Linked DNA regions of Mus musculus: region 2 is linked to region 1. Evidence: chromatin contacts called from ENCODE Hi-C or POLR2A ChIA-PET data. All regions are on one chromosome and are shown on one strand. The core of a region is the stretch at or near the end of the contact, and the rest is flanking DNA. Distances in the headings are between cores, read along the strand shown. Region 1 holds the start of Stra6l (STRA6-like). Region 2 holds the start of 1700055D18Rik (RIKEN cDNA 1700055D18 gene).

The links. A loop is a pair of places that touch in the nucleus more often than their neighbours do. ChIA-PET counts read pairs that join two places held with the same protein, here RNA polymerase II (POLR2A).
Region 2: a map of left cerebral cortex shows a loop between it and region 1 (2.8-fold over the local background). The contact joins the promoter of 1700055D18Rik here to the promoter of Stra6l in region 1. A Hi-C loop is called at or near these places in 6 of 37 maps with a recorded cell type or tissue (heart, left cerebral cortex and v-Abl transformed pro-B cells). POLR2A ChIA-PET finds 5 or more read pairs at or near these places in 1 of 5 experiments (Patski).

The regions. Positions count from the first base shown.
Region 1 is chr4:45,845,814-45,852,219 of GRCm38, reverse strand. Stra6l (STRA6-like) reads right to left here and starts at 3,273. Exons shown (of 18, transcript NM_028788.4): 1 at 3,123-3,273. The coding sequence starts at 3,142.
Region 2 is chr4:45,009,186-45,015,591 of GRCm38, reverse strand. 1700055D18Rik (RIKEN cDNA 1700055D18 gene) reads right to left here and starts at 2,782. Exons shown (of 1, transcript NR_166789.1): 1 at 1,241-2,782. It overlaps Zbtb5 (zinc finger and BTB domain containing 5), which reads left to right and starts at 3,180. Exons shown (of 2, transcript NM_173399.3): 1 at 3,180-3,368.

The DNA.
Region 1 (6,406 bases), core at 2,024-4,523:
AGTGGGGGCTCCAGAGTGAAAGGATCTTCAAAGATGGAAGACAACACAGGAAGAAGAGAAGAAGGAAGAGGAGGGAGAAGCGTAACAAGAAGAGGAAAAGGAGGAGGGGGAGGAGTCAAGTTAGTTAGTTAGCTAGTTAGCTAGGTCATTCTTTAGTTAATTTTCTATTTGGTGAGCTGAAAGGGATTCCTGGGGCTGAGCCGCTTTCCCAGAACACCTGGCCACTCTCCTGGTGCCCCTCCTCCCAGGATCAGCCCTCTGGCCCCTCCCCTCCTCTGCTCAGTGAGTCACTGTCACAGGGCTACAGAGTCAGGGCTCTGTCCTGGGCCCCTAGCCATACTCAGGATTGCATGGGTTGCAGTCCTCACTTTGTTAACCAATAGCCAGGATGGCTGCCCTGGCTCTCTCTGGCCTTACGGCCAGCCCAGCAATGTGGGTCATGGCAGGATGCCTCTGATGAGATGTCCCAGCTGCTCCCTTGAGCTGCCAGCCTCATCAATCAAAGAAGCCACACAAAGACCACAACCCTGTGTCACCCCAGTTCTGCTGCCGTTGCTGGGATCCTGGGACTCAGAGACACTCTGCTCTCAGCTGGTCACTGGGGAACAACCCCTAAGAATCAGGAGAGAGATTCCAGGGGCCCACATATGCACATTCTGCTTCCATTCTGTTTTCTCCCTGGCCCCTTCTCTTCCCTGTGTGCAGACATCTGTTCCCAGTCTCCATCTCTCTACTTGTTATATTTCCTGGCCAGGCATGGGCAGCTCCTGGTTGCTGCCCTTCCGTGGGGAGCACGCATGGCTGTTGTCGTGTGTATCTGAAGTACTCAGAGCAGCCATCATGAAAAAATAAAAAGGTCGACTGAGGGAGGCAGAGGCAGGTGGATTTCTGAGTTTGAGGCCAGCCTGGTCTACAAAATGAGTTCCAGGACAGCCAGGGCTACACAGAGAAACCCTGTCTCGAAAAACCAAAAAAAAAAAGAAAAGGTTGACTGAAGAAGAAAGAGGTTTGTTTCTACTCCCTACCATTCTTTGTCTGAAGGTTTATTTTATCAGGGGCAGAGAGATGGCTCATGGCTAAGAGCCCTGGCTGCTTTGGGGGAGGATCTGGGTTTGATTCCCAGCATCCATCTGGAAGCTCACAACCATTTGTAACTCCAGTTCTAGAGGATCTGATATCATCTCCACGGGCACAAGGCATAGACGTGGTGAACAGACATACTTGTAGGCAAAACATCCATACAGATGAAAGGAAATGGGGGAAAATAAATTTTAAAATATATTATAATTTGTGTGTATGCACATATATATACACTTTTATACACACACATATATATGTATATGTATACACACACATATTTTCGGCACACAACTGGCCTAAAGGTGGACTGAGTCCCCTCTGCACAGCCACACCAGGTGCCTTCCTCCTGAGGAACACTTTCTCACTGTCCCATGGAGCCACAGGTCAGCCTGTCCCTCTAACCAGCTCATCCTCCGAAGTCCTCATTGCAGGAGCAGTGGCTCCACATGCCCATCTGGCCACATCACAGATCCAGAGCGACTCTGGCTGGCTCCTCCATCCCTGTGGAATCCGCTCAGCTCTGTCCTTGCTCGTAGCCCAGGTAATGATCATTGTCACTAGACCATACAGCAGCCCTCTGCCCCATCTCTGACCCATCCGCCATGTGGACCAGAGCCACCTTTCTAGAAACCCACATCTGATGGCATCAGGCCCTGTCACCTCAGCCTCTCCTGCTCTCCCCCAGCCACAGAGCCCACTGGAGAGAGAGGGGCAGGCTCTCTTGGACTCTACAGCACACCATTCCCTTCCCACACCCTCCAGAGATGCTCAGCCCTCTCCATTTACCTATCCTCTAGATAACTCCCATCATGCCTTCTTTGTCTCCATGGCTCCCTTCTCTCCTGTCTACTTTGGGATCTCTTAGCATTCTGACCAGATCCTGGGACTCCAGAAGGCAGTGGGCCTGTTTTCTGCTCTTGATTCCCCAAGTTCTCAGGTCAGAGTGCGAGTCTCAGTTCCTACCATCTGGGCAGGACTAGAACTTCCCTGATCCTCCATCCTTCCCATCCCAGTTCTCCTTTGATGCTCTCAAGTTTGTGGGCTCACCCTCTCCTGTCAGAAAGGCTATTCTCAGCAAGAAGGCAGATGCTGCTGAGGGCGGAGAAAAGAGGACAGTTGCACGCACTGGGGGTAAATCAGCCTGACCATCATGGGAGAAGGCATGGAGAGTCTTCAAAAAACTAAAAATCCAACTTCCTCTCAATTCAACATTTCCACTAGTGGAGACATCGACCAAGGAAATGAAAGTAGTGTTTTCAAAGCGGTAGATGCATTCATGCTTAATATTCACAACAGCTGAAACATGGTGTCTACCACCAGGTCCAACTTCAGGGCAAAGAGAATAAGTTACATCCATAACTTAAATAAACTCAAATAAAGAAGGAAATCCTGTCAACATAGATGAGCCCAGAGGGCATTGCAGGAAGATAAGCAATGCATGACATCACTCATCTAGGGCCACCAGAAAAGGCTGACACAAGGGCAGGCTGGGACAAGAGAGGAGGGAGAAGGAGGAGGCTGGTGAGAGAGGCTGGCCACCATACAAAGTTACAGCTATGAGGAAAAGGGGCCACTGCTGTGCTGCTGTTTTGTGGCCCAGCAGGGTGACTAGAATTAACAATTGGCTACATAGCAGACGGGGGAGGGGAAGGGCTGTCTTGCCACAAGGAAATGGTAAATATTTGAGGTCAGATCAGTGTTTCCTACACATATGAAGACATCAAAGTGTACTCCATAAATGCGGACAATTATAAAATATCAATTAAAAAGGGCGAGGAAGGATGGGGAGTTTTACACCAGAGTAACAGATGAAGAAACCATGTCAGAAGACTGCAGTCAGGATTCGGTCAGGATCCTCTGACCTGGGCTCTGCCCACTCACCGTGGCTCTGACTGACACGGAGGAAATCTACCATAGTTCTGCCTTTTCATGTCCGCCTGCCTGCAGATTAGCCAGTCCGTGTCTTTCTCCCAGTCTGTTAATCTCTAACATCAAAAGAGCCGTGAGGAGTGACCCATCTCTGCTCAGTCTCTGCCGCTCACCTTGTGCTGGCAGCAAGCATCTTGCTGAAGGACGACTGTGCGCGGTACTGTGGATGCTGCGGTCCTGGGGCTGCTCCGTTCCTCGGAAGCTTGTTTATGACGGCTTCCCATGAGCTCCTATTCTCCCCAGTTTGATCTGTAGACCCAGACTCTGAGAAAAGGCAAATACCCAGTGAAACATTTACTTGGGAGTGAAATCAGGCAGCAGCCCTCTTCCTGGTTTCACAACACTTTTGGCTCCTCTGATTCTCAATCCACAAGCGGAGGCTCCTCTCTTCTGCTGCCTCCCCCTTGGCCTTGCTGCTATTCCTTTCACACAGCAACCCCCCACTCCTCACCCCCGCCCCAGCTGTGGTCCCAGGACCACCCACCCCCAGCTGTCTGCCGGCTTTGCCTGGCAGCTGTGTGCCTTTGGCTAGCTATAAAAAATTATTACAGGTAATAAACTAGGTCTCCAAGCCGTAAACCAGGACGGCTGGCTTAGAGGTTCTCCTTGGACACTGGCAGCCAGCCTCTTGTTTGGAGAAATGAGGGGAGACAGGTTTGAGATCGTGACAGAGATACATGACAGAGCCTGCTAGCGGCTCATCCATGAGCTTCACATTCTCTGCGCGGAGAGTAAGGCTACTACTTGGTAACTCTTCCTCATCAAGGCCAGACTCCAGCCACCCTGGCATCTGAGAGCAACTGCCCAACAAGGATTCCTGTGGGACAGGTGCAGGAGTGCTGGGTGCCCCCTCTGCACAGTGTGCTTAAGGACTGAGAGAGCCCACCACTTCCTCTTTCCCACGGGAGGGGAATCACAAGAACTGGGGAACACAAGACCTTGAGTCACCATGCTTAGAGCATTGGCCCTTACATGCTGTCCCCTCACAGTCTAGCCCACAGGCAAAAAACTAAAGCTGACTTACTTGTAAGCCGTCAATGACACATGGGCTGACTTGTCACAGAGCTCACCTGACCCTTTCTAATACTTCCTAGAGGACAGAGGACTTTGTTGGCACCTGAAGTCCCAAGTCCCCTATTTTAAGAATAAGGTTTCAAGTTAGCCTAATGACTTCCTTAATGGCCCTGTCTCCAAAGATGGTCATGTCCTAAATGCTAGGAGTCCATGCTTTGGTACCTGAGCTTAGAGCCTACCCAGAGAGTCTAATCAGCTATGGTGGGAGGGAGGCTTGGAACAGGTGCGGACATTGATATCCTAGACAATGGTATCACCCACTTGATCTTTCCACCACTGCCCGAAACAGCCCCACTCACTCCTGCAATGCCATCTTGGCTTGAGCAAAATTCATCTCCTGTCACACAGGTGAGTCTTCTGGATGTGTGGAACCCTGATGGGTGCTGTGGTTTGAAATCTTGAGAGTCAGCTCCACCATTAAGAAGCCTAGGGGGCTGGAGAGCTGGCTCAGTGATGAAGAGCATTGACTGTTCTTCCAAAGGTCCTGAGTTCGATTCTCAGCCACCACATGGTGACTCACAACCATCTGTAAAGGGATCTGGTGCCCTCTTCTGGTGTGTCTGGAAACAGCTACAGTGTACTCATATAAATAAAATGGAGAAGAGGAAGAGGGCGAGGGAGGGGGAAGGAGGGGCGGAAGAGGAGGAGGAGGAGGAGGAGGAGGAGGAGGAGGAGGAGGAGGAGAAGGAGAAGGAGAAGAAGAAGAAGAAGAAGAAGAAGAAGAAGAAGAAGAAGAAGAAGAAGAAGAAGAAGAAGAAGAAGAAGCAGAAGAAGCAGAAGAAGCAGAAGAAGCAGAAGCAGCAGCAGCCTCGTAACTCGGTAAGCCGTCAGTCTCCTGCATCCCATCTGAAGATGAGTGCGCTGCACCTGGGTTATGGACATTTGAGGCTAAAGTGAGCAAGGACACTGCAGGTGTTTAGTAGAGTTGCCTGACAGTGAATCCCAGCCAGCTGAGCATCCAGTCACACCACAGATACTGGCGATCGAGTCCCGGCACTCCTGATGGATCACAGCGGTTCAGACCCCTGATCAGATCTGAATAAGTACAGTGTTTGGGATACTGATGAGTTTCCACAAATGCTGGGTGTCAAGATGGACTTAAAAGGAAGGTAGAAAGGAATACAGGAGGCCCCAGTGCAACTCAGCTCTCTCCTGGGTCCCTGCAGTCAGAGAGGCACAGGAAGCTCCTCCTGGGAACGGCGGTTGCTTCAATGGATTGGCAGCTCTCTAGTGCCGGTGCCCAGCTCATTGCTAAGCATTTAGATGCTATCTCTTCTGGAGGTGCTTACTGTAGGTCCTCCTGGCTCCTGGCCAGACTGCAAGTGAATGTGTTCCACTTTTAGATGACTGTGACCATTCTCCTCACACCCATAAGAAAAGGTCATTGTTGAATTGTCACTGGCCCAGGGCATGATGGGAAGGCAGCCACCTAACCACCTAATGCAGAAAACCCCAAGCATTTGTTCCCAGGTGAGTAAGTTCAGGGGAGTTTCATGTGTGAGCCCCTTCATATCTGAGGGGCTGCCATGTGCCCCCTGTGGCCCCTCTGTCCATGCCCCCTTAGATTTTCTTGCCTTCCCTGAAGATTCCATGTTGAATCTAAACCTAGAAGTTGATAAGTGTCTAAGGTACTCCCACAGCTGATGTCTCTCCCACAGCTGATGTCTCTCCCACAGCTGATGTCTCTCCCACAGCTGATGTCTCTCCCACAGCTGATGTCTCTCCAGGATGCCAGCCTATGGGTGCCTTTGTGAATATTATTTCATCTAGTCAACGTACACTGACTCTTCTTCCAGCTTTGGAATACACGAAAGGTCTCTCTGAGTTTGTAAGGTCACTGATTTATAAAACAAAACAAGTAACAAGAAGCCAGAGCCCTGTATAGAGAAGAGCCCTATGACCCTCAACCCGAGACCTCTGTGGAGGGGGGCTGCACATGGGCAGAGCAAGGACAGCAATGGTGGAATGTACTAGAACCTAGTAGAGACGTCACTGTCTTTGGTCCCTGTGTTTCTGTGGGTGAAGCCACAGAAAGAAACTGAACAGTGTGTCACAATGGCTGCACTTGCTTTCTGAGGGTCAGGAATTTGTCACTGGACTACCTCCACTCCTTCTATAGAAATATGACTTAATTATTAAGTAAAGGAACAAAGAACTCTGCCGTCTGGGACACCTAGTATGGTTTTATCCCTGTGTGACACTAAATGCTTTCTGGGGTTGGGTGTGATCCTTAACTGAGAAATGCTTTTCTCTCTTTGGGAAAGAATTTATAGGGCTGGAGAGATGACTCAGCGGTTAGAAGCACCGATTGCTTTTCCAGAGG
Region 2 (6,406 bases), core at 1,533-4,032, 840 kb after region 1:
GGCTAACTTCAGAGTGGATGGATTTTTGTTTGTTTCCTTTGCACGGAGCTAAATCTGCTACAGCTTCAATCCCTAACTGAAGCTCTGATCTTTGGGGCCATGGAGAGATTAACCATGTTCCTGTGCCAGAGGCTTGCAAAAATCCCTTCTCTTCCTCTTCTTCCGCTTTTTCTTTCTCCTATGCTTTCCATTCACCAGCTTCAACAACTCCTCCCAGCACTCTGTTGTTTCTCACACACCAACACTTAAAAACAGTTCTTTTTCATCCTCTGGGATGCCATACACCACTATACCTAGATCTGATGTCCCACATGCATCAGTACCAATCTGCCAGCAAGCTGCACAGAGCAGAGAGTCCATCCTCAACTCCCCGCCCTACAGACCACTATGTGCTCTTATTTAGTTATTTACTGACAGGGTCTTGGTATATGTCCCTGGCTGGCCTCAATGCACTCCATAGATCAGGCTGGCCTCTAATGGGTCAGTGGAATGTTGGCTTCCTAGTATTTGCCTGATTGTGTTCATTTCCACATATTTATACTTCTTGATAACTTTGGAATAGCAGTAAACAAAACAATAACTTTTCTTTGATAGGTTCTTATTTTAAGGCTACCCTTACACTCAGCAAGTAGCCCAGGTTAACTCAGAACTAGAACTCCCCTTCATTCTTCTGCTGATAGTCAGGATATAGGTGTGTACCCACACTCACAACAGAGAACAACAAAGGTGACTTTGCTAAATTGATGCTTTTAACTTTGTTAATGTTAAGTCACAACATTCTTGCAATATTCTTTAATAAAAAGATGAATTGGGGCCAATGAGGTGGTTCCGTGGGAAAAGGCACTTGCTGTGAAAGATTAGCAACTGAGCTCAACCCCTATAAACATCAAAGCGGAGACAGAAACAACTGCAGCAAGCTTTTCTCTATGTGCTGAGGCACCTGCATGCATGCACATGTGCACATACACACACGTACAACAATAACAGTAATAAATGAAACATGGCAAAAAAATTTAAAATAAAAACAAAGAGCTAGGCGGTGGTGGCACACGCCTTTGATCCCAGCACTCGGGAGGCAGAAGCATGCAGATTTCTGAGTTTGAGGCCAGCCTGGTCTACAAAGTGAGTTCCAGGACAGCCAGGGCTATACAGAGAAACCCTGTCTCAAAAAACAAAAACAAAAACAACAAAAAAAAGAATCAGTGCTTTATATTAAATCTTGTTAAACATATAAGTGTTCTCATTTTCATGACATTTATTAAATCATTAAAACAATTACCAAAATAACACATATTGGATGTATACTAGTATAAAACACAGAAACTATGGATAATAAAATTGTAGTAACCCATAATCTCACATCCCTTTAAGAGAGCCATTGCTAACATTCTGTTTCATCTCTTGGGTTTATCTCTGTGCATATGCACTTTTTCTTCTTTAACAGGGTCTTACTATATAATCCTGCTTGGTCTGTAACACATTGTGTAGACCAGGCTGGTCTCAAACTCAAACTCATAGTGGTCCATCTGCTTCTGCCTCCCAGTACTGGGATAAAATGTGTGAGCTACCACACCAGGTTCTATTTTTGTGTAATTATTATTCTACTGTATTCGGCTCTGTATGCTCTCTTAAAAAACATTTTGTAGTGGGAGTGGATGGTAGAAAAGGGAGAGAATGTCAGGAGCTAAAGGGTTAATCTGGAAAGGAAACTGGGATGAGGGAAAGGGGAGGGTATTGAGGGCATCCTCTTCCCCATTTTAACTGGTCAATAAAGGCTGAGGCCTGTAATTGGGCAGGGGAGGGGAGAGGTGGGAGGTCTTGGAGAGTAGGGACAGGTAGAGAGGAGAAGGGAAGGGGAGAGGACTGAAGAAGAGGAGGAGCAGAACCACGTGGCCAGGAGAAACTGCAAATAGCAAAGGGTCTCGCAGCTGGGGAATAAGTTAGCACAGTGCTAGAGCTGTCCAGTCTAGGTACATAGCTTATATTTATAACTGGATTGTGTGGTTTTTATATGGGTTTATTGGGGTTGGGAACTGGTGCAAACTAAGGATGGATGAAGCCCTAGGAAACCCTATTAGCTTGTGAACCAACTAAGAATTTTATACTATCCTTCACTTGGGAAAAGGGATTGCTTGCTTATTAATTGACTTAGTAGGGCTCATCCCTTGTGGCCTGTCCATTCTCACGCAGGCGTGAACTGAGCACAAGGACAGCTGAGCCCAAGCCAGGAGGTAGCTTTAGTCTACGGTTTGTTTGAATTCTTCCCAGGACTTTCCGAAACCATGGTGATAAGCCCAGTAAACACTTCCTCTTCCAAACTGCTTTGTTCAGTTTTATCAAAGTAACAGGAAAGCTATCTAGAACACATAATCTTGATTTTACTGCTCGGTGGTATACCGCAAGAGGCCAAGGCGGCAGCCGGGCCTTCCTCTTTCCCACCCGGTCCAGCAGACTCTTTTGCGGCATTGATAAGAGGGCTGAGCCCTGAAGTTTTAAGGTGGTGGCGACTGTAAACTTGATTCTGGAGTTGATGGCTTGGTGGGCACACGTCGGACTGAGTTCCGACCCTCCCGTTGCTATGCTGGACGTCTGGGCAACTGAGACGCGATGCGGGCGACGATCCACCCAACCACCATTAGACCGACGGCATTTCCTACTCATTGTGAAGCTCGCCATTCGTCTCACTCGGCTTCTTGGGGTTCCGTTTACATCTTTTCTCAAACCTACAAGTTAGAAGTAATCTCCAGCTCACAGCGAGAGGAAGTCACCTGTCCTTCAGACTCCAGGTCACAGTCAGCGCGAGCCAATGGAGGGACTCAGGGCTGGCAGTAGTCATTGCGATTGGCTCAAGTAGACGGAAAACACTAGCTTTCCTTATTCATGCTGAGTTCTGATTGGGCGTGACATAAAATAGCTTTTCTACAGGCCAAACCTGGTGTTGCTAAGTGATAAGTCCCGCCTTCAAAGATCTTTGAGAACAGTTTTACGGGCTGTAAGGCAAATTGTGATTGGTCAGAGCGCTCACGGATGCTGTGGTAGTAAACACAGCCGGGGTCCTGGGATGGCGGATTGGTCAGATTTTCAGAACGTCACTCCTACTGTGGCCCCGCCCTCCTGATGATTGGCCATTGGAGGCCTGTGGAGGCGGTGACATGGGTACCTCACATCCGTTTACTGTAGGCCTCCGCCGGGTCCTCAAAGAACCGCGCGAACGGGCTGAAGGAGCCGGGAGCGAGGGGCGGGGCGGGCGGAAGTCACAGCCGGGGAAGCCAGTCTGGACCTTCCCGCCTCCTTCCTCAGGGTCGGTCCGAGCGGAGGAGGGCCACCGCCTCCTCCTGCGAGGAGAAGGGGGGCGGAGCCCGGCTCAGGTGAGGCGACCCTATCAGCTAGAGTGGCCTGGGCGCGCGCGCGCGGGGCGCGCTCACGTGCAGGCGGTTGTGCACCGGGAGCGCGCCGAGGCATCGGGGAGCGCGCAGCCGTTCCGGGGCCGCCTGTCCACCCTGTCTTACTGCTGAGGGGTATTGTTACCCTTCGCCTCGGTGGGGCCAGGAGGGTGGTAGCTCAGTTCTTGTGCGCAGGCGTCCCCTGTGTCCCGACGCCCGGCTGTCGGTGCGGGGTGGGCAGGGACTAGTGCCCTGCAGATCTGCTGCTGGACATGGAGCCTCTCGGGATGCTGTGGGAACCCGCGCTCGGGATCTGCATCCTAGCGGGATGAGCCGAGGAGCGGCTGCCCTGCGGGATGGAGGCGAGTGGCTCTCTTGATCCTGCCCTGGGTCCTCCTGAGCGATGAGGTTTCGTTTCATCAGAGCAAGGCCATAAGCTGTCTGGATTCGGGAGCCAGCGGCCGACGACAGGGGTGGAGTCAGCGTTTGGGAATGCCCCAACTTGTTAGACAAAAGTGTTTAGTAGGCATTTATTGAATGGCCACTTCTTCCAGGCTTCGTGCGAGGAGCTGTGGGGTGCGGTGGTAAGAGACAGCGGTCCCATCTTCCCCTGGAGGACCGACTGCTTAGCACATAAACAACAGTAGAAATAAGGGAGCGGTTTAAGGGTTTCTGCTTTGTTTTGTTTTTCTAAAGTGCCACTTACTATGGTCAGTCTGCGTCCGAGCATCGTGGCGAACACTGTAGGAACCACATTTTGGTTATTTTTATTTTTGGAGGAAAATTTTTGGGTCAAAGACTCTTGATTACCTTAGTAGCGTGATCTGAGTCTAGGTAATTAAAATTAATAAAATTCGCAATTTTCAAGGACTGAAAGAAAAACATTTCCAAAATATGTTCTTGTACTGCTGAGTTGAATTTACATACATTTAGGTTTTTAGAGATTGAAGGGAATACTGTGCCTTACTCGTTCGTGATTTGTCTTTGTATGACATGTGTACTTTATATGGTTTTAAAAAGTGGACCGGGCACTTCGTTAGTTTGCTAGAGATTTTTGCTTTCATTTTCTGAAAAGTCTCGTGGTTGGCAGTAAGCTAAAGGCTTACTGGGTAGGGGAAAGGAGATGGGCAAAAGAGAGTGTTAAGAGAAAAGCTTGCAAGCTAAAGGAAGGCCACTTTAACCCTTCTGGAAATCTCAGCGAGCTTGGGAAGAGGAGAGACAGAGCTGGCCTCTGCTGCAGCCTTGGTGACCCGCCAGGTAAGGTCAATAGATCGAGGGCTCATTCTGGGCACTGGGGTTTTGCTAAGTAAATGGAAGTAGGACTTTGTGAGAAGTCTGTTTTCGGAAGATTTGCTTTTTTTTCCCCCTTCCCTAAAAGTTGGGTGAAAACAAAACTTTTTTTTTGTCTGCTGGGGTGCTGGCCGTTTTTTATTCTAGATGTGTTTCCAGCAGAATTCTGCTGAATTGATGAGTAATGAGATTTTGGGGAAAAGCATTTTAAAGAAGGGGTGTTTCCCTAATTTTAAGGGTCAGTGTGTTCAGAAGAGACTACTCTAGACTATCCAATTAGAATTAAATTTAATTAGAATTTTTTAAAAAATTATTTGGACAGCAAAATGCACTTTTTAGTATTTAAAGTTCTTAACATTAGTTCCATCCTATTAAAAATCCTGTGCTGAGTGAGCGGCAGACGGTGCCTCCGTGCTGATAGACTCCTGAGTCAGCCTCCAGTTTTCCTAAGAAAGGGGGAAAAAAAGAACCCAAAATACAGCTTCCATGTTAACTTGCAACTCAGCTGATTTCTCAGAATGTAAATTAGCTGTAAATGCGTTTTCCTTGTGTTAGTTGTGAGCATGTGTGCTGACTGCACCTGCCCTTTATTAACAGGGATGCTATCTGCTGACTCCCTCGGTGTGGCAGGTGGGATGGGGTGCGAGCAGCACCACACTGTCTGTCTAAGGTGACTTCCTATGCTTAAAGACCAGACGCTTAGAATTCCTGCTCCTTACTGTTTCCTGGGCATGCCTTGGGGTTTTAGGTATCGTTCTTGTGGCTAAAAAGTTTTTATTATGGCAACTGGAGAGATGGCTCAGTGGTTAAGGGCAGTACCTGGTCTTCTTTTGATGCCAGCACCCACATGGTAGCTCACATTTGTAACTCCAGTCCCAAGGGATCTCACACCTCTTCTGGCCTCCCCATGCACATGGTGCATAGACAGACTTGCAGGCAGCTGAACGACCAAGCCAGCTCAGTCAGTCGGCGAGGCTGAAGCGGCTTTATCTTTTTCCCAGCCTGCTTTTATATCATTCTAGGCTCATCCAGACACATGGTCAGTTCTTAGATCAAAGACAAAGGAATAAAGCGAAGTAGTAAGCAAAGAGATCACGCAAGGTGGTAATCAAGCAAAGCAGTCAGCAAAGCCCCATGGTCACTGTTTCTGATATTCTTATCTGAGCCTACTTCCTGGTCGGATCCCAGTGAAAAATGCCAAAGTCCTAGAAGTGGCACCAAAAGATCTCAACAACTGAAGGAAATGTTTTCAAAAGCTTTTGTTACTGGCCCAAACAGACTAGGAATTATGTTGGAGTACTGACTTGATTGTAACATAGAAAAGATGATAGGATCTTAGTATTCCAGTTTATTTTATCTGTAGATAACTTTCCTTTTGATCTCCTATCATACTTGAATACGTTATGGTTCTAGTAGTTCAATTCTAAAACTTAAGTTTAAAAAGTAATTTGTTAGCTGGGCGTGGTGGCACACGCCTTTAATCCCAGCACTCAGGAGGCAGAGGCAGGCAGATTTCTGAGTTCGAGGCCAGCCTGGTCTACAGAGTGAGCTCCAGGACAGCCAGGGCTATACAGAGAAACCCTGTCTCAAAAAAACCAAAACAAAAAAAGTAATTTGTTTATATTTATGATGGTTTGTATATTTTCGGACCAGGGAGTGGCACCATCTGGAGGTGTGGCCTGGTTGGAGTAGGTGTGTCACTGTGGGTGTGGGCTTAAGACTCTCATCCTAGT